Regions from separate parts of the Homo sapiens genome. Here region 1 is linked to region 2. Evidence: read pairs that join two places in POLR2A ChIA-PET (ENCODE). Cell type or tissue: HepG2. All regions are shown on one strand. Links, peaks and the distances in the headings refer to the core of each region. The heading gives the core; the rest is flanking DNA. Region 1 holds the start of CA5A (carbonic anhydrase 5A). Region 2 overlaps ZFPM1 (zinc finger protein, FOG family member 1).

Region 1 (12,217 bases), core at 1,503-9,502, 570 kb after region 2:
GCAATGGTGCAATCTCGGCTCACTGCAACCTCCGCCTCCCGGGTTCAAGCTATTCTAATGTCTCAACCTCCCGAGTAGCTGAGATTACAGGTGCCACCACTGCGCCCGGCTAATTTTTGTATTTTTAGTAGAGACGGGTTTTCGCCGTGTTGGTCAGGTTGATCTCGAACTCCCAAACTCAGGTGATCCGCCTGCCTCAGCCTCCCAAAGGGCTGGGATTACAGGCGTGAGCCACTGCACCTGGCCAAGTGCAATGTTAATTATAAGACCAAAAAAAAAAAAACCATAAAAACTAGAAAAACAGCTTGGCACAATGGCTCACACCTGCAATCCCAGCACTTTGGGAGGCCGAGGCGGGCAGATCACTTGAGGCTAGGGGTTCGAGACCAGCCTGGGCAACATGGTGAAACCCCATCTCTACCAAAAATACAAAAATGAGCCAGGTATGGTGGGCAATGCCTGTAATCCCAGCTACTTGGGAGACTGAGGCAGGAGAATCACTTGAGCCTGGGAGGCCGAGGTTGCAGTGAGCCTAGATCGCACCACTATACTCCAGCCTGGGCGACAGAACAAGACTGTCTCAAAAAAAAAAAAAAAAGGAAAAACACTGTAAGATAATTAATTTAATAAATTATGAGATATATATATATTTATTTTTATTTTTATTTTTTTGAGACAGAGTCTTGCTCTGTCACCCTGGCTGGAGTGCAGTGGCACGATCTCAGTTCACTGCAACCTCTGCCTCCCAGGCTCAAGTGATTCTCCTGCCTCAGCCTTCCAAGTAGCTGGGATTACAGGCGTGCGCCACCACACCCGGCTCATTCTTCTATTTTTAGTAGAGACGGGGGTTTCACCATGTTGGCCAGGCTGGTCTTGAACACCTGACCTCAAGTGATCCACCCGTCTTGGCCTCCCAAAGTGCTGGGATTACAAGCGTGAGCCACCACACCCAGCTGGTACTTATTTTAGTGGAACATTCTGTAGTTATTTCTTTAAAAGAAGAGCTATGTACACCATCTATAAGAGAGGTAATTTAATAAATTATGGTAATATGTCAGTGGAATATTTTGTAGTTATTTCTTTAAAAGAAGGGAAGAGCTATATACACTGATATAAAAATTATTCCGGATAAATTAGTAGGTGGCATATATATGTGTTTCTATAAGTACATATCCTCTATACATAATTATTTCCTGTATTTAAAAAGAGAATACATATGTAAGAGATTTCTGATATGGAAATTCCCAAAAAGAACCATAAGAAACTGCTAACCGGCCGGGCACGGTGGCTCACACCTGTAATCCCAGCACTTTGGGAGGCCGAGGCGGGCGGATCACGAGGTCAGGAGATCGAGACCATCATGGCCGACATGGTGAAACCCCGTCTCTACTAAAAATACAAAAAATTAGCCGAGCATGGTGGCGGGCGCCTGTAATCCCAGCTACTCGGGAGGCTGAGGCAGGAGAATGGCATGAACCCAAGAGGCGGAGCTTGCAGTGAGCCGGGATAGCGCCACTGCAGTCCAGCTTGGGCGAAAGAGTGAGACTCCGTCTCAAAAAAAAAAAAAAAAAAAAAAAAAAAAAGATATTTATTATTTAGGTGCACCGGCCCAGTCGGATTAACATCCAAAGGACTGAGCCCTGAACAAAGAGCTTAAGTTACCTTTTAAGCATTTCGTGGGGTGGAGGGAGATCTGTGTAGGGGGAAGCACGTTGCAGAAGCGAGAAACAAAGACAGTTATTCAATTAATTGAGACATGCGTTACATCATTTCTTACTTTTCAAGGAAAAACATGCGTTGCGACTTGAGTTTATCTGTTTATGACCTTGCAGCTGCACGGCTAGAGAAACAGGGTCTTCGCAATGCCTGGGAAAGGGAGAGAGAAGGCTCACTAGCCACAGAAAAACAGGCAGTTAATTTTAAAGGACTTCAGCACTTTCTCTTTCTCAGGGGGAATTGGGTTTTCTTACATACAACTGAGTTTCTGCTTACATATTCTTTAATTTGTTTTAATTCCTGTTCCACCTGGATGTGGGTGGCACCATCCAATCTGCTGGGACCCAGAGAGAACAAAAACAGAGAAAAGGTGAATGTGTCTGTCCATCTGCCGGACTGGGGCGTGCGCTTCCTCTCCTTCCCTTGGACAACGCCCAGCTCCCCGGCCATGGGACTCCAGGACTTACACCAATGCCACCCTCTGCCCCAGGGTTCTCAGGCCTTTGGCCTTGGACTGAGAGTTACACCCTCAGCTTCCCTGGTTCTGAGGCCTTCGGACTTGGACTGAGCCATGCTACCAGCACCCCAGGGTCTCCAGCTTGCAGTGGCCTGTCCTGGAACTTCTCAGCCTCCATAGTCATATGGGCCAATTCCCCTAATTAATGTCCTCTCATTCATCTATCTATCTATCTATCTATCTATCTATCGATCTACCTATCATTTATCTCTTTATTTCTATCTATCACCTACCTGAGGCGGGAGAATAGGGAATGAGGGTAACCCAGGTTTAAGGCAGAAGCAAAAGAGCAGCAGGAGCAGCCGGTTCCAGGCAAGATTGGGCGGCACACGGGCCACAGTCTCACTACTGCGGTAACAGAACAGAAGCCTCCACTTCTGCCTCTGATTGGTCAGGGGCCAATCCTTCATAGGATGTAACCAATTGGAGCCCTCTAAAGGGCACCTGGGGGTGTTACCAAATTCTTTTAGCTTAATAAAAACCCTGAAGAACATGGTAATCAGGGTTCTTGAGCCACTTGCTTGTTCTTTTCTTGCTTTGTTTGTGTGTTTTGCTCAATTCTTTAACACACCAAGAACCTGGACAACTCGAAGTTAAGACTTTCCATCTGGTAACATGTCTACCTGTCATCTATCATCTAGCTCTCATCTACCTACCATCTATCTACCTACCAATCATCTTTCTTCATCTATCCATTATCTACCATCTATCTACCTATCTATCTACCTATCTATTGTCTGTCATCTGTCTACCTATCTAGCTATCATCTCTCTCTAATCTATCATCTATCTATCTATCTATCATCTCTTTCTCTCTCTCTTTCTCTAATCTATCTATCTGTTTGTCTATCCCATTGGTTCTGTCTCTCTGGAGAACCCTGATTAATACACTGGGGCTGGTGATATTTTGTAAGTAAAGCAGAGTCCTGCCATGGGGCAGCAGGGAGATGAGGAAGACAGGGAGACCCCCAGCCCACGGGTACTGCTGCAACGCAGTCAACCTAAACTGGGCAGGCTGAAGAGGGCAGGACGGCTGAGGATGGCAGAGGACATGCCCCAGGAGCCTGTGGGGCATCATCGGCTGCCCAGGTGAGTGTACTCAGGAGATGCCCCTGCTCACATGGGGCTGGCAATGCCTGGGGTGGGAGCTTGGCCTGCAGCAATGAAAGTGCCGCTCTAAGGACATCACTTGTGTCAACAACAGCTCGACAGAGTGTTATCGTGTATGATGGAATCCTAGAATCTTCCCTACTTTACAGATGAGGAAATGGAGGCAAAAGCCAATGAATTAATGAGTGAATGAATGAATGAGTGAATGAGTGAATGAATGAGTGAATGAGTGAATGAGTGAGTGAATGAATAAGTGAGTGAATGAGTGAGTGAATGAATGAATGAATGAGTGAATGAATGATTGACTGAGTGAGAGAATGAATGAGTGAGTGAATGAATGAGTGAGTGAGTGAATGAGTGAGTGAGTCAATGAGTGAGTGAGTGAGTCAATGAATGAGTGAGTGGGTCAATGAATGAATGACAATGAATCAGACTTCCCAAGAGTGGGTGCATTTCCACCATGACTGTGTGGGAAGGAGAGAACATATCATCCAGACTTGGTTTTTGTTGCTCAAAACAAATGCAAGCAAACTCTTGGGCCCACCAGAGCAGTGGCCGAAAGCCGCAGACCCTATCCATTGTGTGGGGGATTTCAGTGGGATTCTTGGGCTTTCAGGAGCCTACAAGTGGACTCGCATTTCAACACCTGTGTTCTGTAGGGTTTTCTAGATCTAAGATTCCAGGATTCTATGAAAAGTTATGATAGCCCTGCCCCCTAAAAGATTGTAAGTTTAAACAACAACAAGAAGTCACAAACTGGTGCATCCCAATCCCATGGGTTCCATTTCACAGGTAAAAGGTGTCTGGGTGAATAAACTGCTGTGCCGCTCAAAGGACCCAAAGGAAGGTTCTTTGTGGGTTGGCGTCTGCAAATATCACCAGCTGCCTGGCTAGAGTGACCAGCTAACATACCCATGTGGACCCTGGGCATGAAGGGAGGTACCAGGCCAGGGGCAGTGGCTCATGCCTGTAATCCGAGCACTTTGGGAGGCCACTCTGGGAGGATTGCTTGAGCCCAGGAGTTCAAGACCAGCCTGGGCAACATGGCGAGAACCTGCCTCTACAAATAATTTTTAAAATTAGCTGGACATAATGGCATGCACCTATAGTCCCAGCTACTTGGGAGGCTGAGGAGGGAGGATCACTTGAGCCTGGGTGATTGAGACTGCAGTGAGCCATGATGGCACCACCGCACTCCACCTTGGGTGACAGAGCAAGACCTCACCTCAAAAAAAAAAAAAAAAAGAAAGAAAGAAAGAAAGAAAGAAAGAAAGAAAAGAAAAGAGGCTGGACGCAGTGGCTCATGCCTGTAATCCTAGCACTTTAGGAGGCCGAGGTGGGTGGATTGCCTGAGCTCAGGAGTTCGAGACCAGCTTGGGGAACACAGTGAAACCCCGTCTCTACTAAAAATACAAAAAATTGGCCGTTGTGGTGGTGTGTGCCTATAATCCCAGCTACTCAGGAGGCTGAGACAGGAGAATTGCTTAAACCTGGGAGGCAAAGGTTGCAGTGAGGCAGGATCACGCCATTGCACTCCAGCCTGGGCAACAGAGCGAGACTCCATCTCAAAAAAAGAAAGAAAGAAAAGAAAAGAAACGAAGAAAAGAGGCTGGGCGTAGTGGCTCACACTTGTAATCCCAGCACTTTGGGAGGCCGAGGCAGGCAGATCACCTGAGGTCAGGAGTTCAACACCAGCCTGGCCAACGTGGTGAAACCCCATCTCTACTAAAAATACAAAAAATTAGCTGGGCATGGTGGTGGGCGCCTGTAATCCCAGCTACTCAGGAGGCTGAGGCAGGAGAATTGCTTGAACCTGGGAGGCAGAGGTAGCAGTGAGCCGAGATCACGCCATTGCACTCTAGCCTGGGCAACAGAAGTGAAACTCTGTCTAAAAAAAAAAAGAAAAGGAAAGAAAGAAAGGTGGCCCTGTTAATGTTTATGCCAAGACAGCAGGCATGACCTGGAAGTGTCCGAAGCCACAGGGCATCTTGCTTCCGGGGAGGATGAATGAATCAAATCGCACCTATTTTAAGGCAAGCAAGGACTCCATGACTTCAGGAGCCCTGGTGGGTGGACAGAAGCTCCCTGCTCCCCTGGCCTGTCTACCCAGCAGCGCTTTGGCCAGTCCCATTCCTGTACTTCTGAGCCTGCCTGCCAGTCCCTCCTCACATGCACACCATGGCTTTGTGCCTGGTATTGAGTGTCCCGGAGCCCCAAACCACACGGTCAACCCCATGAAAGAAACAGGGACTCTGCTCTCATCCACTCGCCCCCGCCTCCCGCGTAATCCCCTGGTGCTCACGCAGCCCCACCGTACAGTTTTTCTAGCTCCCTGGCAGACTTGTGCTCCTGTTTGCCAGATCAAAGCCCAGTGACCTGAGTGGCCTGTCCCCAGCAGAGGCCACTAATCCCTGTGGACCCACCCTGTTGGGAAAGGCATGGGTTGAACTTTAACCATTAGGCTCAGGGGTTGGGATGAGTTTCTACAAAAAGAGGTGGGTACACGCCAGTCCACAGTGGTCCTGATCAAAGTGAGAACAGACAGCAGGGAACATCACCCTCTTCAGACTGGAGTCAGTGGGAACAGACCCAAGATGTTGGGGAGGAACACTTGGAAGACCTCAGCTTTCTCCTTCTTGGTTGAGCAGATGTGGGCCCCTCTCTGGAGTCGTTCGATGAGGCCAGGGCGATGGTGTTCTCAGCGTTCCTGTGCATGGCAAACCAGCAATAACACTTGTAAGTAGAGCCTCAAATTTCCTAAGATGCGACTGGATCCTTGTCTTAGCTGATGGGGTCTTTCGAGAGGAGAGAGGAGAGACCGTCCCGAGCCAGATGGGTTCAGATTTCCACTCCGTTTTTTTTTTTTTTTTTTTAAGATGGCGTCTCGCTCTGTGGCCCAGGCTGGAGTACAGTGGCGTGATCTCAGCTCACCACAACCTCCACTTCCCGGGTTCAAGCGATTCTCCTGCCTCAGCTTCCTGAGTAGCTGGGACTATAGGTGCATGCCACCACTCCTGGCTAATTTTTCGTATTTTTAGTAGAGACAGGGTTTCACTGTGTTAGCCAGGTTGGTCTCGAACTCCTAACCTCGCGATCCGCCTGTCTCAGCCTCCCAAAGTGCTGGGATTGCAGGCATCAGCCACGGCGCCCGGCCCTCTTTTTTCTTTTTTTGATGAAGTTTTGCTCTTTTGCCCAGGCTAGAGTGCAATGGCATGATCTCGGCTCACTGCAACCTCTGCCCTCCAGGTTCAAGTGATTCTCCTGCCTCAGCCTCCAAAGTAACTGGGACTACAGGCACCCGCCACTGCACCCAGCTAATTTTTTGTATTTTGGTAGAGATGGGGTTTCACCATGTTGGCCAGGCTGGTCTCGAACTCCTGACCTCAGGTGATCCACCCACCTTGGCCTCCCAAAGTGCTAGGATTACAGGCGTGAGCCACCGCGCCTGGCCACACTCCGTTTCTCTTGTATTTGGTGACCTTGGGTGAATCATTTAGCCTCCGTTTCAGGGGTCCTGGGGAGGGCAAGATGCTGGGAGCAGGCGGGTAGTCCGTGTTCGCACGGGACACACTGGCACGACTCACCATCCAGACCCGGCGGAATGGGCTGCACTAACCAGTCACGATCGCTCCTAAACTCTTCGGCAGAGAACGCTTTCAAGCAAACCTGTAACAAATAAACCACTCAGCCAGCTCTGCCAAGAAACTGCCCCGTGCCAGCCCCTCCTGGCTTCATGGTCAGTGCCTTGTGACCTTGAACGAGGCCCTTCCTCTTTCTGGGTCTCAGGTGCTTCCTCCGTAGAATGAGAGCCTGCTTTGGCAGCTGCCAAGTTCTCTTCTAACTGAAATCTTCCATGCATTCCATGTTTGGGCCATTGAAAGAGCATGGGCTTAGGAGCCAGACCCCAGGCATGCAGTCCGACTGACGCTTGCTGAGGTGGAGCCTCGGCAGGTCTTCACCCCCAAGCCTCTGTGTCCTTATCTCGAGATGGGGGTGGCCAGACTTTCTCTCCAGGGCCATGGAAGGATGACACGATGCGTGTAGAAAGCCTGGCCCACCCCAGACTCTGAGTGAGCTACACTCATTCCTCCTGTTGGGGTCCACACCTGTGGACTGGAGTGCAGTGGTGCGATCTCGGCTCACTGCAGCCTCTGCCTCCTGGGTTCAAGCGATCCTCTTGACTCAGCCTCCCAAGTAGCTGGGACTACAGGCGTGTGCCACCACGCCCAACTAATTTCTGTATTTTTAGTAGAGATAGGATTTCGCCATGTTGGCCAGGCTGGTCTCAAACTCCCGACCTCAGGTGGTCTACCTGCCTCGGCCTCCTAAAGTGCTGGGATTACAGGCGTGAGCCACTGCACCCACCCCCCTTTTTTATTCTTAGTACGACCGTCAAGAGCGCTAGCCTGCCTAGATTGGAATCTTGGCCCCACTGCTCTATGGCTGTTGCCCCTCTGTGACTTTCCTTTATTTTTTGAGACTAATTTCTGTCTTGTTGCCCAGGCTGGAGCGCAGTGGTGCGATCTCCAGCTCACCGCAACCCCCACCTCCCAGGTTCAAGCAATTCTCCTGCCTCAGCCTCCCGAGTAGCTGGAATTACAGGCATGCGCCACCACATCCGGCTAATTTTGTATTTTTAGTAGATACAGGGATTCTCCATGTTGCTCAGGGTGGTCTTGAACTCCCAGCCTCAGGTGATCTGCCCGCCTCAGCCTCCCAAAGTGCTGGGATTGCAGGCGTGAGCCACCACGCCCAGCTGTCCCCTCTGTGACTTTCTTAACTTCCCCCAGCCTTGGTTTTGTCGTCTGTAACAGGGGGTTGATAATGGTGCTTACGGCACAGTGTCGTTGGGAGAAGGGTCCGAGGTGGGGCCTGCAAAGGCTGGGGACAGCACATGGCTCCAGGAAGCCCTTGCTAGACGCCAGCTGCTGCTGTTGCTAACACAGGCAGCGGTGGGTGCCCTGTGTCTATTTAAGCATTTCCCTGTCAGTGGGCAGCAGGTAGCATTCCATTTCTTACTGTGGCAACATGTCCTCTTACATCGTGTGCTAGAGAGAGTCATATTCTGTATCGGCACCTAAATCCATTTACACCATGGTCCTCAACCTGTTCCCAGTGAACAGAGGGCTCTGCCAAATCATTTCAGAGTTCCACAAAGAGCAGAATATTCTGCCAAGCAGAGAAGATTGGAACATCATAAGGAATTCATCCTTCTATGTCGGTGTTTTATTTATGGGCATTCTGAAGATTATTTCACTTGGAAAAAGAATATTGTTACTAAAAATTATTGAAAAATCACTGGTGGTTTGGCCTTGAGAGAAAAGTCAAAGAGTTACAAAACGCTCAGTGATAATTTTAGAACCAGGCATGGGGGCTCACACCTGTAATCCCAGCACTGTTTTGGGAGGCTGATGTGGGAGGACAGCTCAAGCACAGGAGTTCAAGATCAGCCTGGGCAACATAGCAAGAACCCATCTCTAAAAAAAAAAAAAAATTAAAAAATTAACTGGACATGGTGGCACACACCTATCATCCCAGCTACTTGGGAGGCTGAGGCAGGAGGATCACTGACCCCAGGAATTTCAGGCTGCAGTGAGCCCTGATCAGGCCACTGCACTCCAGCCTGGGCTACACAGCAGGACCCTGTCTAAGAAAAAATAATTTTAGGGATCATTTAATGTTTTCTAGTCATGTTTCAGGGTGTGCACTGGCAGTGCCCATCTGTTCCTAAGTGTGTGATCAGCAACGTTACGTTGGTAACTTAAAATTGGCCATGGTGAAAGTATTTACACCACAGTCATTGGCAAACCCTAGAAATCAAAGATTCTAAATTCCTGGGAGAACGGCTTATTAAACCTCAACCAGCACACTGCTGCACATTTTTGGACATTTTACTGGCTATTTCCTGCTCAGGTGTGTGTGAGTCTTCTTGCATTTGGCTCCCCCCGGGCTGACCGTGGTTGGGCTGGGCTCCCCACTCTGGGTGGGTGCAGGCCTGCTCACTGCATCTCTCATCCTCCCTTCGCAGCCACCTGAGGCCTGTTCTTCTCACGGCGGAGGGCAGGCACTCACAGGGCGAGGCCAGCGGTGCCCATGTATTCCAAGCTACTGCTCACGTCATGTCTGCTAATGTCCCAGTGGTCAAAGCAGGTCACCAGGTGGCCAAGCCTAGTGACAATGGGGGAGGGGATAGCTCCTCCCATGGAGGTCAAGGGGGAAGGAATTTGAGATTTGCTGAACCACCATCAAACCTGGAGACTGAGAATGCATCGGGGAGATGGGGTCTCCTTCCAGACTGCGCCCGTGTGAATTAGGGGCAAATACTGGCCTCCTGGGGCAGGGGACTTGGCGTCTTTGATTCCATGTCCCCTGCACCTGGGCCAGGGCTTGACCCATAGGAGCAGCTCTGTAAATATTTGTTGACTGATTGAAAAAGAGGATAACATTTGTATTGCCTCCCATTGGAGCCCTACTGGAATTAGCACAGAACCTACGTTGCTGGGCACCAGGGTCGGCTGTGTGGAGATTGGAAGCCTATTCAGCATCCAGGTGGCGTCGCCTCCGTGCAGGTGGCAATGAGCCCTTTTGTTGGGTGACACACGCTGAGTTCAATGCGGGTGTTTCATTGTTGGTGGGCCCGTTGGTGCAGCTCAGCAAACAGAACCTAAAATTACCCGCTCTTCCCACAACCTGTGTCTCTGTGAGCCAGGGAAGCCTGCGTCTCTGGTCTAGATGAGCACCTCCTCTGTGGCATCAGTGGCTTTAGGGTTCTGTCTACATTCAGGTCTGTGTAGCCATGTTAAATGCCCCTTGCCCGGCAGGTAGGACTGGAGGCAGCGGCCGTGGGAGGGGGGGTAGAGTGCACTCAATCCTGCTTCCCGTTGGATGCAAGGGAGATTTGTGAGGCCTCAAAGGGGCTTTTTTTTTTCTTAGACGGAGTCTGCCTCTTGTTGCTCAGGCTGGCGTGCAATAGCGCAATCTCAGCTCACTGCAACCTCCACCTCCTGAGTTCAAGTGATTCTCCTGCCTCAGCCTCCCAAGTAGTTGAGTAGCTGGGATTACAGGCAGGCACGACCACGCCCAGCCTCAGAGAGGCTCTTTGGAGAGAACAGTCAATGGAAGTTCAGGGCTGCTGGTGTCGTTCTGAATTAAAGCAGATGCTGGGACAAAGGACACACAGACAGAGGCCCCTGTTGTGGCCGCCGGCTCCCGCGTCCATAGTTGTCTATCGCGTGAGAGAGAACAGAACGCATCTGCAGGATGCCGCAGGGCCCACTGTTTCCCAGCGCCGGCTTAGTCACTGCTTTCCGGCACTTAGCGAGTTCTGTGTGTGACCGCAGGGTTGTGCTGGGCTGTAAGGCAGGGGCAGGGAAATGCATCCTCCCCGTCTATCATGCGTGGGAAGGCACTCCAGGCCTTCCCCAGCGCCAGCGAGCTTATCTTCTCAGCAAAGCTGCTGTGATTCTACTCCCTTATTCTCCTTCCTGCAGATATAGAAACTGAGACTGGGAGAAGGTGGTAAATAATATGCCAGGTAACTCGGAGAGTGAGTGGGGAGAGCCGCCAGGGTTTTGGCCCACAGATGTGTCTTCCCCACTGCACAATGTGTAAAACTTAAAAAATTACTTGGCAAGGTCAGGCACAGTGGTTTATGCCTGTAATCCCAGCACTTTGGGAGGCCGAGGCAGGTGGATCACCCGAAGTCAGGAGTTCGAGAACAGCCTGGCCAACATGGTGAAACCCCGTCTCTACTAAAAATACAAAAAGTAGCCGGGCGTGGTGGTAGGCACCTGTAATCCCAGCTACTCGGGAGACTGAGGCAGGAGAATCACTTGAACCCGGGAGGCGGAGGTTGCAGTGAACTGAGATTACGCCACTGCACTCCAGCCCTGGCAACAGAGTGAGACTCAATCTCAAAAAAAAAAAAAAAAAATTACTTGACAACACCTGAACGTTGGGACACCCTACCTGAACATCTGTATTTCTATCTTCTCTTTAAAAATCCAGGCTGGGCGCAGTGGCTCACGCCTATAATCCCAGCACTTTGGGAGGCCGAGGCAGGCAGATCACAAGGTCAGGAGATCGAGACCATCCTAGCCAACACGGTGAAACCCCGTCTCTACTAAAAATACAAAAATTCCCCAGGCGTGGTGGCACATGCCTGTAACCCCAGCTACTTGGGAGGCTGAGGCAGGAGAATCGCCTGAACCAGGGAGTTGGAGCTTGCAGTGAGCTGAGATCGCGTCACTGCACTCCAGCCTGGGCCACAGAAGGAGACTCTGTCTCAAAAAAGAAAAAAAAAAAAAAAATAGATCCAAAGATCTGGCAGCAGAGGGCTCCCTCTCCTGCCCAGTGGGGTAGCAGCAGCCCCTCTCAGAACCACCCTGTGCTGTCCCCACGCCGCAGTCCCCACCGCTCTCTCCTCCCCACCCAGCCTGACAGGGAGGGCCCGTTGCCCACAGCAGCTTTACTCGTCAGCATCCTCTGCCCTCACAACACGTCCACTTTAATAGGGAAGCCAGGCGCCTGGGTCTGATGTTGATGGGATTCAGGCCTCAGGTTCCACTGGGGAAGGGTCCGGAGGGGGGAGGTCCTTGCCACTGGTCTACAAAGAACAGAGGAACACTCTGGAGACCTGGACACCAGCCTGGAGCAGCCAGAAGCTCTAGCAGAGACTCCCAGAGGCCAGGATCTCAGTTCAGACTGCAGCGAGCTTGCTGGATGTCTTGGAAAAGTGACTCCAGCCCCCGGCCCTCTGCTTTCCCACCTGTAAGGGGCAGGGGCAGTTAATCCACACTAGGGATTATTCATTCAACAAACATTCATAGTGCCAGATGCTGTCGGAGCACGGGAATGCACGGGCCAGAAAAATGAC
Region 2 (12,217 bases), core at 1,904-9,903:
GGACTTGTGAGGATTCTTTCCAGCTGTGCTCAAGTTACTCCTCCCAACGTACATGGGGGAGACAGATCCGAGAGGTTAAGCAACTGGCCCAAGGGTAGGCAGTGGGTGGGTGGGTTTGAACCAGAGCCCCAGGGCTCTTCTGAGCTGAGGTGGGAGGCAGCGGCTGGTGGCCCCGTGGCTGACTCTTCCTGCTCTGACCTCAGTTTCCCCATCTCTAGACGGGTCTCCTGAGGAGGGGGCGGGACCTAGGCCGCATGGGTGAGCCCAGCCAGGGGAATGGGGCCGCCACTACAGGCACAGCACTGGGACAAGGACTAATTTATTCAGGCAAACAAGACTGCACACGCCATTTCCAGAACAAACACGCTGTGCTGGGATTCAATTTCACCCCCAGGCATCTGCGAGGAACCAAATGAGAAGTTCCAGCCATTGCATATTTATATGATTGAAAGGTCCACATGGGTCTTAAAGCCCTCCGATTACACCCCATGGGGATGGAAGCAGTGGGGGACCGAGGACCAGGCAGAGCTTGGCGCTGCTGGCTGAGCCAACCCCACAGAGTGGGGAACCTGGCTGAGGGGAGCCCGGTGGGTCTGGCCAGGGTCCAGGGCCTTTTGGGGGTGCCTGGGGAGGGAGAGCTGGGGTTTGGAATCCACAGGCCTGGGGCCAAGTCCTGCCTCTGCCCAGCTTGCCAGCGGTTGTGTGTGCTCTGAGCCTCAGTTTACCCATATGGAGAAGGGGGTGCCAGCATGACGTTCCCTCGGGCTCGTGCCGTGAGGTTAGGGGGTGTGTCTGCCGGTGCAGCCAGCACTATTCTCTCTCTCCTAGCTGCCCAGATGGGCTGAGAAGCTGCACCAGGTGGGCATCCTAAGGCCTGGGGCCCAGCCCAGGGCTGCCCCCTGGGACTTGGCCTTCACCCCTGGGCTCTGGCTCTGCCCCCGAGGCCCCAGAGGCCCCTGTCGCCTCCCTCAACAACGTGGCCAACAGTGCCCAGCGCAGGAACCGTGGCCCCCTCCGTGACGCGCGTGTGGCAGCAAGCCGGTAGAGGAGCGTCTGCTCCCATCCCACAGGCCCAGAGACTCCAGCAAGCAGCTGGGGGTCACATAGCAGGGAGGGCAGTTGCTCCCGAGACCAGACCCTGAAGCTGCTCTCTGACAGAGGATCCAAGGCTACACCCAGGGTCTTCTGCCTCCTGAACCCACTCTGCTCAGTCGCCCGCCTCCCTGGGCCTGTTTCTCCACCTGCTCCTGAACCCACTCTGCTCAGCCGCCCGCCTCCCCAGGCCTGTTTCTCCACCTGAGCCCTGGCCCTGGCAGGCTGGCTCACAGCTCTGACTTGAGGAGGCAGGTGAAGGCGTCACCCTGTGAGTCTGCGGACGTCCGGGAACCGGGGCCCCTCCTGCACACAGCTGGCCTTCCCGCCTTCCAGGGGCCAGCCTCCCTGTGTGCCTAATGGCTGGTAGTCTCGGGAGTGCAAAGTCCAGCCACCCCAGATGGTGGGCTCTGTGGTTGGTGCCCACCGTGGGGTCACCCCAGCACCCACTTATCTAATCGGCCCCATCGCTCCGCCCGGCCCCGCCCTGTGGCTCCCATAGGCCAGCTGGGTCCAGCTTTGTTGGGAGCGGCCCTGTCTCAGGGATCATGCTGTTTGCTTTTGATAAAAGTCACAAAAAAGGAAAGAAAAAGGAGTGAGGGGGAGGGAAGGAAAAACCCCAGGCTGACGGGGTTCTGGAAGCCTCTGTGGGTCAGCGGACTGGCGGTGAGGCTGGTGCACAGACCACGTGGGCCCCGAGAACACCAGCTTCCAACACATCCTGTACAGACACAGAAACCGAGGCCAGAGGGGCGAGCGGCTCCCCAGGGTCACACGGGAGGCAGACCGGGGTGGCCAGGGGTCAGCTGCGTGGGGCGGGGCAAGCCGGCCCCTCTGTCCACGATGACGCGCCGCGTGCGGATTCGCTTGCTGATCACCTGTGCTTGGTTCCCACGCAGGCAAACCCCGCGGGGCCCCTGAGGACCTGGAGCCCATTTAACAGGGGGTGAGGTGACCTGCCCAAGGTCACCGGCTCCAAAGTCAGACCCTCCTGGGGGGAAAAGCCCGTAATCTGGGTGGCAGCTGAGGCCCCAGGACAGAGAGAGGCGACAGAAGGGGAGGGGGGAGGCTAAGTAGCTCCTCCCCCACCCCGTGACCTCCGCGCAAACTCTGTGTCCCCTCTGCAGCCTCAGTAGCAGGCCCTGGCTCTGTGTGCTGCAGCCACCTACGGGAGGCAGAGCCCTGGTTCCCAGGATTCACCAACCAGGGCCCACGGCAGGCACCGAAGGCCACATCTGGGAGAGGTTCAGAGTGAGCGTCGGGATGGGCCTGTGCCCAGGAGAGACCAGGGGAACCCACGTGGAGCCCAAGGCCTGTGGTTGGACTCTGTGGCCTGCTCTGCAGCCACGGAAGCCTCTTGGGCAGTAGAAAGGGTGGTCCTGTGTGGATGTCATGGCCTCCTTCACATGTGATCCTCCCAAGATCTGGCTGGGAACAAACCCAAGCCTGGTGAGAAATGCATGGGGGACGAGGCTGGGGGTCCAACAACTTCTTTTCTTTCTTTTTTTTTGAGACAGAATCTTGCACTGTCACCCAGCCTGGAGTGCAGCGGTGCAATCTCGGCTCACTGCAGCCTCCGCCTCCCGGGTTCAAGCGATTCTCCCATCTCAGCCTCCTGAGTAGCTGGGAGTACAGGTGCGCGCCACCGCACCCGGTTAATTTTTGTATTTTTAGTAAAGAAGGGGTTTCGCCATGTTGGCCAGGCGTGTCTTGAACTCCTGACCTCAAATGATCTGCCCACCTCAGCCTCCCCAAGTGCTGGGATTACAGGTGTGAGCCACCGTGCCCGGCCCACCAGCAACTTCTTCACACATCCTCGACCCACTGGGCCCCTTCCTGTGATCCCCTTTTTAGGTTCCTGTTTACAGATGGGGCAACCAAGGCCCAGAGGAGGGAGTGGCTGCTGGAGGCCCCCGAGTGGAGCCCAGGATGGCCTGGGGAAGGGTATCCTCCCAGGAGGGCTGTGGGGCTGGGCCCATCTGCAGAGGGGCCTCACAAGGGTCCCTTGTGAGCATCCGAATGCCTGGGTGCATGGGTGAGGTCAGGGTACACTGGGCAGCTGGCTCTCTGCAGGGGGCCTTTCCCACAGCCATGCGGGCCCCTCAGGGCTGCCACTTCTCCCCGAGGCCCACATCTGCCGGAGCTGGATGGCATCTCCCATGGGGGCTGGTGTTCTCAGGCCTGTAGAATCCACAAGACCCAACCCAGGCTATGGACAGTGGCTGAGCACCGTCCTCTGAGTCATACCCCGTCCAGCCAACCTGCCAGGGCATGGAGAAGGCTGACACACCCAGGCAGCCCAGGTCTAGGACCAGGAGACCAGAGCCATGGGGCACTAGTCAGTCAGTGTGTTCCCTGGATCAAGCCACACCTGAATGCCAAGTCAAGAAACATAAAGGGACCCAGGCTTGACTCCAGCCCTGGCTGGGTCACTGATGGCCATGGCACCTCTGGGCAGACCTCAGCTTCCCATCTCTGAGCTCTGGAGGCGGGGACATGGTGCTGAGGGGGTGAGGCCAAGAGCTCGGGGGATGATGGGGACCGTTTCTCCTGCTCTCGTCTGTGAAAAGCAAGGCCTGAGAAGCTGGGGGCCACGTCGGAGGTTACACAGCCAGCAAGTGGCATGGGAGAGTCGAGCCCAGGTCCTCTGATCGCAAACCCATGTCTGCAGCCCAGGCCATACCCCCACTTGCAGTGAATCCCACCCCTTGGGTAGTGGGCCCTCCGTGAAGCCCCTTCCCCGTTCACAGATAGGAGTCGCCGAGCGGAGCAGGCAGAAGGCCACCTGGAAAGGCCAGCAGGACCGTAGCCCTCACTCGCAGCAGTGGCCCCGGCTGTGGCACTCGGGACAGCCGAGATGGAAGGAACAACGTGACATGCGCTAGCGAGAAGGGAGACGGAGCCGCAGGCGGATGAGACGCGGGTGACGGGAGCCATGGATGCACCAGAGCTTGGAGACAAAGCCACTCGAGGGCTCTGCAGATTAGCCTGGCTTCTGGGGGCCTGATGAGGGCTCCCACCCTGCCTCCTCCTGGGTCCCCCCAGCGCCCCTCAGAGGGTCCAGGTCCTTGCAGGAGGGCTGGGTCTGGGAGAGGCGCAGAGGAGCCTGGGAGCTGCACACCCAGGATGGGTAGAGAAATGGATCAGCTTTGCTGTTGAAAAACCAGATGTCACATACGTCTGGGCCCTCTGGCCACACTGGGGAAATGGCTCTGCTCCTCAGAGCTGTGCCCCGTGCACACCCAGTGATGGCCACCACTCTGCGGACGCACACTCAGTGCACAACCTGCCCTGCCCGCCCGCCCCCATTCAGTCCTTTCTGGATTATTCTGTGTTATTGTGTGCCCAGCATTGCAGTTAAGCCCCAGCACAAGACCTGAGTCTATTTCACTGAGGGGAAACAAAGGAGGGGCCTGCCTAAGGCCCCCCAGCGCCCTGCCCTAGAAGACCCCAGGCCCATCACCTCCTGGGAGGGTTCCAGCTCCTCTACCCTGGTCCCCCTGCCCTGGTGCCCCCCCACCCCTGCCCTGGTCTCCCTGCCCCCTGACCCTGGTGCCCCCCAACCCTACCCTGGTCTCCCTGCCCCTGCCCCTGGTCTCCCCACCTCCTGCCCTGGTCTCCTCTGCCTTCTGCCTGGCATGGCCCCTGTTGGCCTCCTGGCCATGATGCCTGGCCTCTGCTGGGCCACAAACCTCAGAGCACCCTGGAGGCCAGTGGAGAGCCCAGGGTGGGGTTGGCCTAGAGCCCCAGGCCTCCTGGATGAGGGTTTTCTTCTCACCCCAGGCCAGAGGTTAACAAAGGGCTTCGAACCACAGAACCTGCCTTCCTGAGACCCTCAGACCCTGCACTCACTGTGGATGGCTGTGGGGGGCTGGGGGTGCGGGGGGTGCCTGTCCTTGGGGTGAGCACGTGGTTGGAAAGCCCCATGGGGGGGCCCTGCCGGCGGCTGCACCTGCCGAGGCTCTCTCTCTGCTAGAGGTGGGCCTCGTGCCCTATGTGCCCATCCTCCAAGCACCCGCCCACCAGCACGGTGGTCTCCTTGCCAAGATGTGCTCAGGACCCACATCGCAGGGGGCCTGGGTGGGGTCAGCAGACAGGCGGCATGGGCTGCGTTCCCGGGAGCTGACGGCAGGGGGTGCTGGCTCCAGGGAATGGTAGATGCCAGGTATGGTGATGCCTCAGGGCCAGCCCACATGGCACCGTGCCAGGACCCCAGGAAGCCGTCGTGCGGAGGGCGATGCCGGCCCCTCCCACCTCCTCCCTGCCTCCCAGGTCCCCAGAGTGCTCACCACCTCCTGAGGGCACCAGGGGGCAGAGGTCTTGATTTCATTAACTCTGTCTTCCTGCTGGACTGTCAGCCCCTCAGGGCCGGCTGTTGAACGGCTGTGTCCCCAAGGCACTGGGACACCGTGGACCTGAGTGCCTGTGTTTGGAGGAGGAGGGCACCACCGCCTGGGAGAAGACCCAGCCAGAGGACCCTGGGGAGGGACTGGCCTCCTCGCCGAGGCCCTAGCTGGCTCTGGGCTGCCCTTCCACAAACGGGCAGTAAGGAGCAGCAGGCTCAGGGGCCATGGCTTGGCTTGGCCAAGCCTGGGCCTGGCGTCCACTGTAGAGCAGCTGCGTCAGCCACCGGGCGAGGGAGAGGCAGGAAGGGCCGGCCCCAGGTGCTGCAGCCCCCAGCCTCGCCCCGCCCACCCGCCAGCTGGTGCCTGTGAACTTGTCTTCCTATCGCCTGGAACATCGCTGCAATTATTGATTTTTTGACACAGAACAACAGCCCATCTTTATCGGGCTGAACCCTGGCCCCAGCTAATGGCAGAGCTGGGACCGCCTGGGAATAGCAAGGAGGGCAGGGTGGGGCCCAGCTCTCCTGCAGGGACCTGGGGGCCCTCGCACCTGCAGGCCCAGTGGCCTGTCCTGGGGAGGGGGTGTCTCTAAGGGAAAGGGCAAGGCCCTGGCCCCACAGGGGCAGTGGGGCAGTGCTCAGGCCCAGAACTGCCCTTTCAGAGGCCTTGAGGACAGCTCGGAGCCAGGTCTTGCCTGTCTGAACCCCTTCCATGGTGCTCTCTGGGGACTGTGGTCTCAGACACCACTACCTTGGCCCCGTCTGGGGCAGCTGGACTGGCAGGCAGAGCGCCACGGTACACAGGGGGGCCATGTCCCTCCATGTACCCTTAAGGGGTCTGTGCACGGGGCCCAGCGAGGTGCTCTTTCTCCATGCACCCTGGGCGGTGTCTCTGCCACTCTGCGGCACCTCGCCAGGGCTGAGGAGTCTGAAAGCCACAGCCTCATGTCACCTCCAAGCTGGGAGATTGGCGGCCTCTCTGGGCTTCTGGAAGGCTAAACACCCTGGGTCCTGGGCCTTGGTCTTCCCGCCTGGGAAGTGGGGAGAGGGAGCTGATTTGCCTCCAGGTCCTAGTAGTCTGGTCTTTGGGGACCCTGAGGCCTGAGAACTGGGGTGGGGGTCCCTGGCTCTCCCCAGCCTTGCCTTGTCCTATTGGTGGCTGAAAACAGGATGTCAGATAAGCTGTTTGCACAGAACATATTTTCTTTACCTTATCTGTGTCCTATCGGCCTGGGCGCCCTGGCCTCTGCCCCGTTTTTCCAGGGTCTGGATGCCGCTGAGGGCCCTTTCTTCCTACCAGGTCCCTGCTCAGCCTGTTCATTTGCCCCCTGGGGACTCTGTCTGTGCTTCATAAATGGGAGAGGGTGAGTGAGGGCCCAGGGTACTGCCTCAGCCCTGGGCGAGACCATCTACCCAGCCTGGCAGGCACCCACCCCCACTGAGGGCAGCCATGGACACCCAGGCAGGTGCTGGTGAGGACGCTGGTACCCACCGAGAGTGTCAGGACACTGCTACCCCCAAGAATGGAAAAGTCCCTTCCAGAAAAGGCTGCTGCCCTGAGCCCTCACTGACCCTTCAGGCTCGTCACCTCCACAGAGGAGGTGCTAACCAGGGGGAGACTGAGGCCTCGGGAGCCCAAGATCTGCCTGGCAGCCCGAGGCGCTAACTGGGGTACAGGGCCTGTGCCCCGGGGTGAGCCCAGCCCCATGTGAGTCCCGGAGGCAGAAGGTGCTTCCGTGAACTGTGAATGTGTCTCCTCTTCTAAAAGTCACGTGTGATTTTATGGGAAGCCACAGAGGGTGCTGCCATGGCACCGATCACCCCAACACAGATGAGAAGACCGAGGTCAGAGAGGACCTGGCTCCACAGAGAGGCAGCTGGCTGTGAGTCAGATGCAGGCCAGGCAGAGGGTGGGAAAGACCAGGAAGCAGGAGGAGCCCTGGAGGCAGAACAGGCCGGCCCCTCCCCAGACACAGATCCCTCCACTCAGGAACCGTGGGCCCCCCAGACACAGATCCCTCCACTCCGGAACCGTGGGCCCCCCAGACACAGATCCCTGCACTCAGGAACCGTGGCCCCCCAGACACAGATCCCTCCACTCAGGAACCGTGGGCCCCCCAGACACAGATCCCTCCACTCAGGAACCGTGGGCCCCTCCCCAGACACAGATCCCTCCACTCAGGAACCGTGGGCCCCCCAGACACAGATCCCTCCACTCAGGAACCGTGGGCCCCTCCCCAGACACAGATCCCTCCACTCAGGAACCGTGGCCCCCCAGACACAGCTCCCTCCCCTGTGCCGCTGCTCAGGACCCACGGGGGTCCCCACTGGCCCCTGAATCAAGCACTGTGCTACAGTGGGGGTTCCTGTCCCAGGGGCGCCGTGCTCATCCACCCACCCTGCCCCGCGGAGCAGCGCCCCTGCCACCTCCCACCTGCCGAAGAGACCGCACACAGCCTTCCAGCCCTGAGGGGCCTTCATGGCTGGTGGGGTTGGAGGAACGACAGCTAAAGGCGGGTGGGGGTGGCGAGCGCTCTGAGGGCAGCCCCGGATCTGCCGTCCGGCCACCGTGTGTGCAGAGACCCACAAACGGGCATCCACGTGGCCTCTGCTGCCCTTAGAACATCCTTCTCTGGAAGAAACGTGGCAAGACAGCAAAAATTTAAAAAAATAAATGGCTTGCCATCTTTGACATGCTGACCTGAGCCCGCCCATGCCGGGATGATTTTTCTGGGATAAATTCCCAGGAGCCAACTGCTGAGTCAAGGGAAGCAGCAGCTGCTGGCGCTGGGGCAGCCCGGACCGGGTGGCTCCGACCTGCGAGGTGGGGACCCTCGGCTAGGGGGGGTCACCAAGGCCACTGCCTCCAGCAGCACTGGACGGGAAGGGACAGTGGGGCTCTGGGAGGCTGGGGACAAGCCCAAGACCTACAGTGACTCCAGGGTGGATCCAGATGGGAACCTGGGGCCAAAGACCCTGTCCATGGCCCCGGGCGGCCCACAGGGCACAGGGACGGGGTTGGGGGACATGGAGGGGCAAGCACAGAGGCGTCAGGCCTATGGGGCAGAGGTGGGTCCTGAGTGCCCGGCGCCCGGGCCCCTGGGCAGGGCGGGAGAGGGCGGGGGGCCGGGGTGGGAGGCACCCTCACGAGACGCAATAAACCCGAGATAGCATCTTGCCGCATCTCAGGCCCTGCTCGGCCCTTTCGGGCAGGATATGACCAGCCCTCGAGCCGATGGCGGCCCCTTTGTCCCATCTCCGGGGACCGATCTTATCAGCTGCGTCCACGGCCGCTGTAATGGAAAAGCGCAGTGAGGAAATAAAAAGTTACACGCAGAGAAGGAGGAGAGATAAATAAATAAATAAATAAATAAATAAATAAATAAATAAATAAATGGGGGGGGGCGGGTGGAGCCGCGTCGGGGGTGGAGGAGCTACTAGGAGTGTTAAACCATGGGTTGGGGCGTTTGCAGGGCTGGGGTCAGGAGGTCAGGGCTCACCGGCCTGGTCTCCACCTCGGATGAACCACGTGAACTCACTGGGCCTCAGTTTGCTCATCGGCCCAGGAGCCCCCTCGCGGGCTGGGGTTGATCCCATGGCAAACAGCAGTGGCAGGAGGGCCCTGCACCCACGCCCACTACCTCCATCACCAGCACCAGCGGCAGGGCCCTGCACCCATGCCCGCTATCTCCATTATCATCAGCACCAGCGGGAGGGCCCGGCACCCACACCCGTTACCTCCATCATCAAGAGCACCTGCGGGAGAGGCCCTGCACCCACACCCGCTATCTCTATCATCACCAGCACCTGCGCGATGGCCCACGCACCCAGGCCCACTATCTCCATCATCACCAGTACCTGCGGGAGAGCCCATGCACCCACACCCGCTATCTCCATCATCACCAGCACCTGCGGGATGGCCCACGCACCCATGTCTGCTATCTCTATCATCACCAGCACCTGCGGGAGGGCCCACGCACCCATGTCTGCTATCTCTATCATCACCAGCACCTGCGGGATGGCCCCCGCATCCATGTCTGCTATCTCCATCATCACCAGCACCTGCGGGAGGGCCCCGCACCCATGTCTGCTATCTCCATCATCACCAGCACCTGCGGGAGGGCCCCGCACCCATGTCTGCTATCTCCATCATCACCAGCACCTGCGGGAGGGCCCCCGCACCCAGGCCCACTATCTCCATCATCACCAGTACCTGCGGGAGAGCCCATGCACCCACACCCGCTATCTCCATCATCACCAGCACCTGCGGGAGGGCCCCCGCACCCATGTCTGCTATCTCCATCATCACCAGCACCTGCGGGATGGCCCCCGCATCCATGTCTGCTATCTCCATCATCACCAGCACCTGCGGGAGGGCCCCCGCATCCATGACCGCTACCTCCATCACCAGCAGTGGTGTCTCAGTTTCCCTCCTGGGCAGGAGGAGGTGGAGAAGTCAGGCCAGTGTGGGGAGGGGCCAGCCTTAGAGACCCTGACATATCCCCAGCCAAGGCTGCACCCCCACAGGGAGGGCCCGCTGTACCTGTCGGTCAGGTGAGGACACCGAGGTGCCGTCTAGGGACCCAGCACTGTGCCCAGGACCTGGCTCAGCCCAGGGTGGCCAAGATCCGAGCTGACCACGCAGACTTGCTGGGAAAGAGAAACTGTGGGCCCTGCCCTGCCCCAGCAGCCCCAGGGAGCCTGAACTGTCCTGTCCACGTCTCACAGATGAGGACCCTGAGCCCAGAACAGGGCACAACAGGCCCCAGGTCTGCGGTGAGAGAGGTGACACCTGGAAGCTGAGTCTGCCGTTGTGCCAGCGGGAGGGTTGGTGCCAGTAACGGCAACAGCACTGCTGGCAGCAACAGTCCTAGCAAGGTGACAGAATGACCCAGAGTGACAGCGACAGCACCAGCAAGGTGACAGCGGCCAGGCCAGCAGCAGCACTCTCTAATAGCGCTGTTTCTGTGCTAGTGACAGTCACGGTGCCCACGCTGGTGGTGACACGGGTGTAGTGGTGGGAACAAGGGCAGCTGGGGCAGCAGCTGCCAGCGACACGCTTGTGGCTTGCCCAGCGCCTGCCCACTGTCCCAAGGGTCCTCCCAAGAGCGCCCTGTGGCCGTCTTCCTGACGAGGCCACCAGCTCATGGGGGGAGCTGGCTGTGTCCCCGGCCATGCGGCAGGCCCAGGAGGGGCAAGGAGGGAAGCTTCTGGGCAGTAGCCGGGGCTCCAGGGGCTCGCCCAGGTGACTCTGGTGGGCCTGCCCCCGAGATGTCTGGGAGGGGCCGGTAGGGCAACGGCGGGGCCTGGGTGGGGGCTGGTGGTGGGGGATGGCCGGGGCAGGAAGCCGGGTGGGAGGGCGGAGGAGGAAGCCAGCTTGATTAGCGCCTGCGGCCGAGATAGGCTGCCCTGGCCACAGATAGCCTCTCCCGGAAGGTGGTGAGGCCAGAGGGCAGCACGGCAGGCAGCCAGGCCCGGCCCCCGCCCCCCAACCACCAGGATGGCTGGAGACCCAGGGCTCCGGCTGCGCTCCTCATGGGGCATCCACTGTCCGCTCACCCTCTGCTGGCATGGGGCCGAGGAGGGGCCGGGGAGCCCACGGGACTTGGGGGCTGGACCCGGAGAGGCTGGATGGGTGGGCCTGGGCCCTTCCCTGGGAGGCAGGCCTGTGGGCTCTGTGCCCACTCGGCCCCTCCCCAGCATGGGGGTGGGGTGGCTACCTCACCTCTCCTGGCCTCAGTTTCCCATCTGTGAATGGGGACACTGCCCACTTCAGCCAAGCCCTTTCTCAGATCTCCCTCTGTCTGCCCCTGAGCCGTCCTCCACCCAGCCAGCGGGATTCAGGGGCCACCCAGGTGGGGTCCCCCACACTGCACGCAGACCTGCTCCGTGTCCAGCCTGCTAGGCACCAGGCTCCGCCCTGTCCACGTGCGCGGTCCTGCCTGCCCCCTGGCCCCTTCGCTGCTCCCAAAGTCAGCTGGGCCGGCCCCACCCCAGGCCTCTGTACCCGGCTTCCTCTGCCCTGGCCTGCGTCTCCCACCCGCTGCGCGGCCCCCACGACTGCTCTCTTCTCCTCCGCGGCTGCTCTGGAGGAGGTCTGTTTTCCTCACGCTGCATCCCCCTGTCTATCACAGGGCTGGCACATAGCTTGTGCTCAATAAATGGAAGTACAAGGGAGTGAGTGAGTGCCGGCTCTGCCTGCGATTTCGGGACTTCGAGGCCCAGGTGACTTTCCCGGGGTGGAGGCTGAAGTCAGGGCCAGGTTCAGGAGGCGGCTTCTGTATGGCCAGGGCTGGGGTGGGTGCGGGAGGTCAGCCAGGCCCCAGGGTGCCGGCAGCCTGGTCATGGGGGAGCCACGGGGGCCGTTGGGGAGCTGGGGATGAAGGAAGGGGAGCCGGCCTCGGGGGCTGCAGATGGCTCTGGCCCCAAGCTCAACCCTGTCCAGGGGCTCCGCCCACAGGGCCTTGCGTGGAGAGGCAGGCCTGGGGTCTGGTGGTGCAGGCAGGACCCGGGTGCAGCCCCCACCCAGGCCTGGGGCCAGTGCTTGGGAGAGGGGAGGGAAGGGTGTCATGGGAAGGCTCAGGGCCAGGGGCAGCCAAGGTGTCCACGCCAACGACCCAGGGTCAGGCCAGCCAGAGCCTGCGACCTCTGAACTCAGTTTCCAAGATAACCACCCTCTGCAGCCGCAGGCCCAATGTGATGGGGCCTCAGGCTCTGAGCTGACTGCTGCCTCACCCCTGCGATCACTCCAGATTAGAGGGGTGCCCCCGGCTCCGGGAC

The links. Peaks named below come from ENCODE experiments on the same cell type or tissue, not always from the same donor. Only the 100,000 strongest peaks of a DNase experiment are listed, where the experiment ranks them.
Region 1: POLR2A ChIA-PET joins it to region 2 with 5 read pairs; 2 of 35 experiments call an interaction of 5 or more read pairs at or near these places.

Annotation. Positions count from the first base shown.
Region 1 is chr16:87,930,170-87,942,386 of GRCh38, reverse strand. CA5A (carbonic anhydrase 5A) reads left to right here and starts at 5,858. Exons shown (of 7, transcript NM_001739.2): 1 at 5,858-6,078. The coding sequence starts at 5,937. In HepG2, for the core only: no CTCF peak of the experiment used is centred there; a DNase peak (open chromatin) is centred at 5,726; H3K4me3 peaks cover 3,434 bases.
Region 2 is chr16:88,498,682-88,510,898 of GRCh38, reverse strand. All of the region lies in intron 3 of ZFPM1 (zinc finger protein, FOG family member 1), which reads right to left. It also overlaps LOC107984890. Among named protein-coding and RNA genes, the nearest start is that of ZFPM1-AS1, 26 kb to the left of the region's middle. RefSeq lists enhancers at 447-950, 1,961-2,466. In HepG2, for the core only: a CTCF peak has its summit at 5,242 (motif pointing right); DNase peaks (open chromatin) are centred at 2,178, 5,358, 5,838 and 6,648; H3K4me3 peaks cover 323 bases.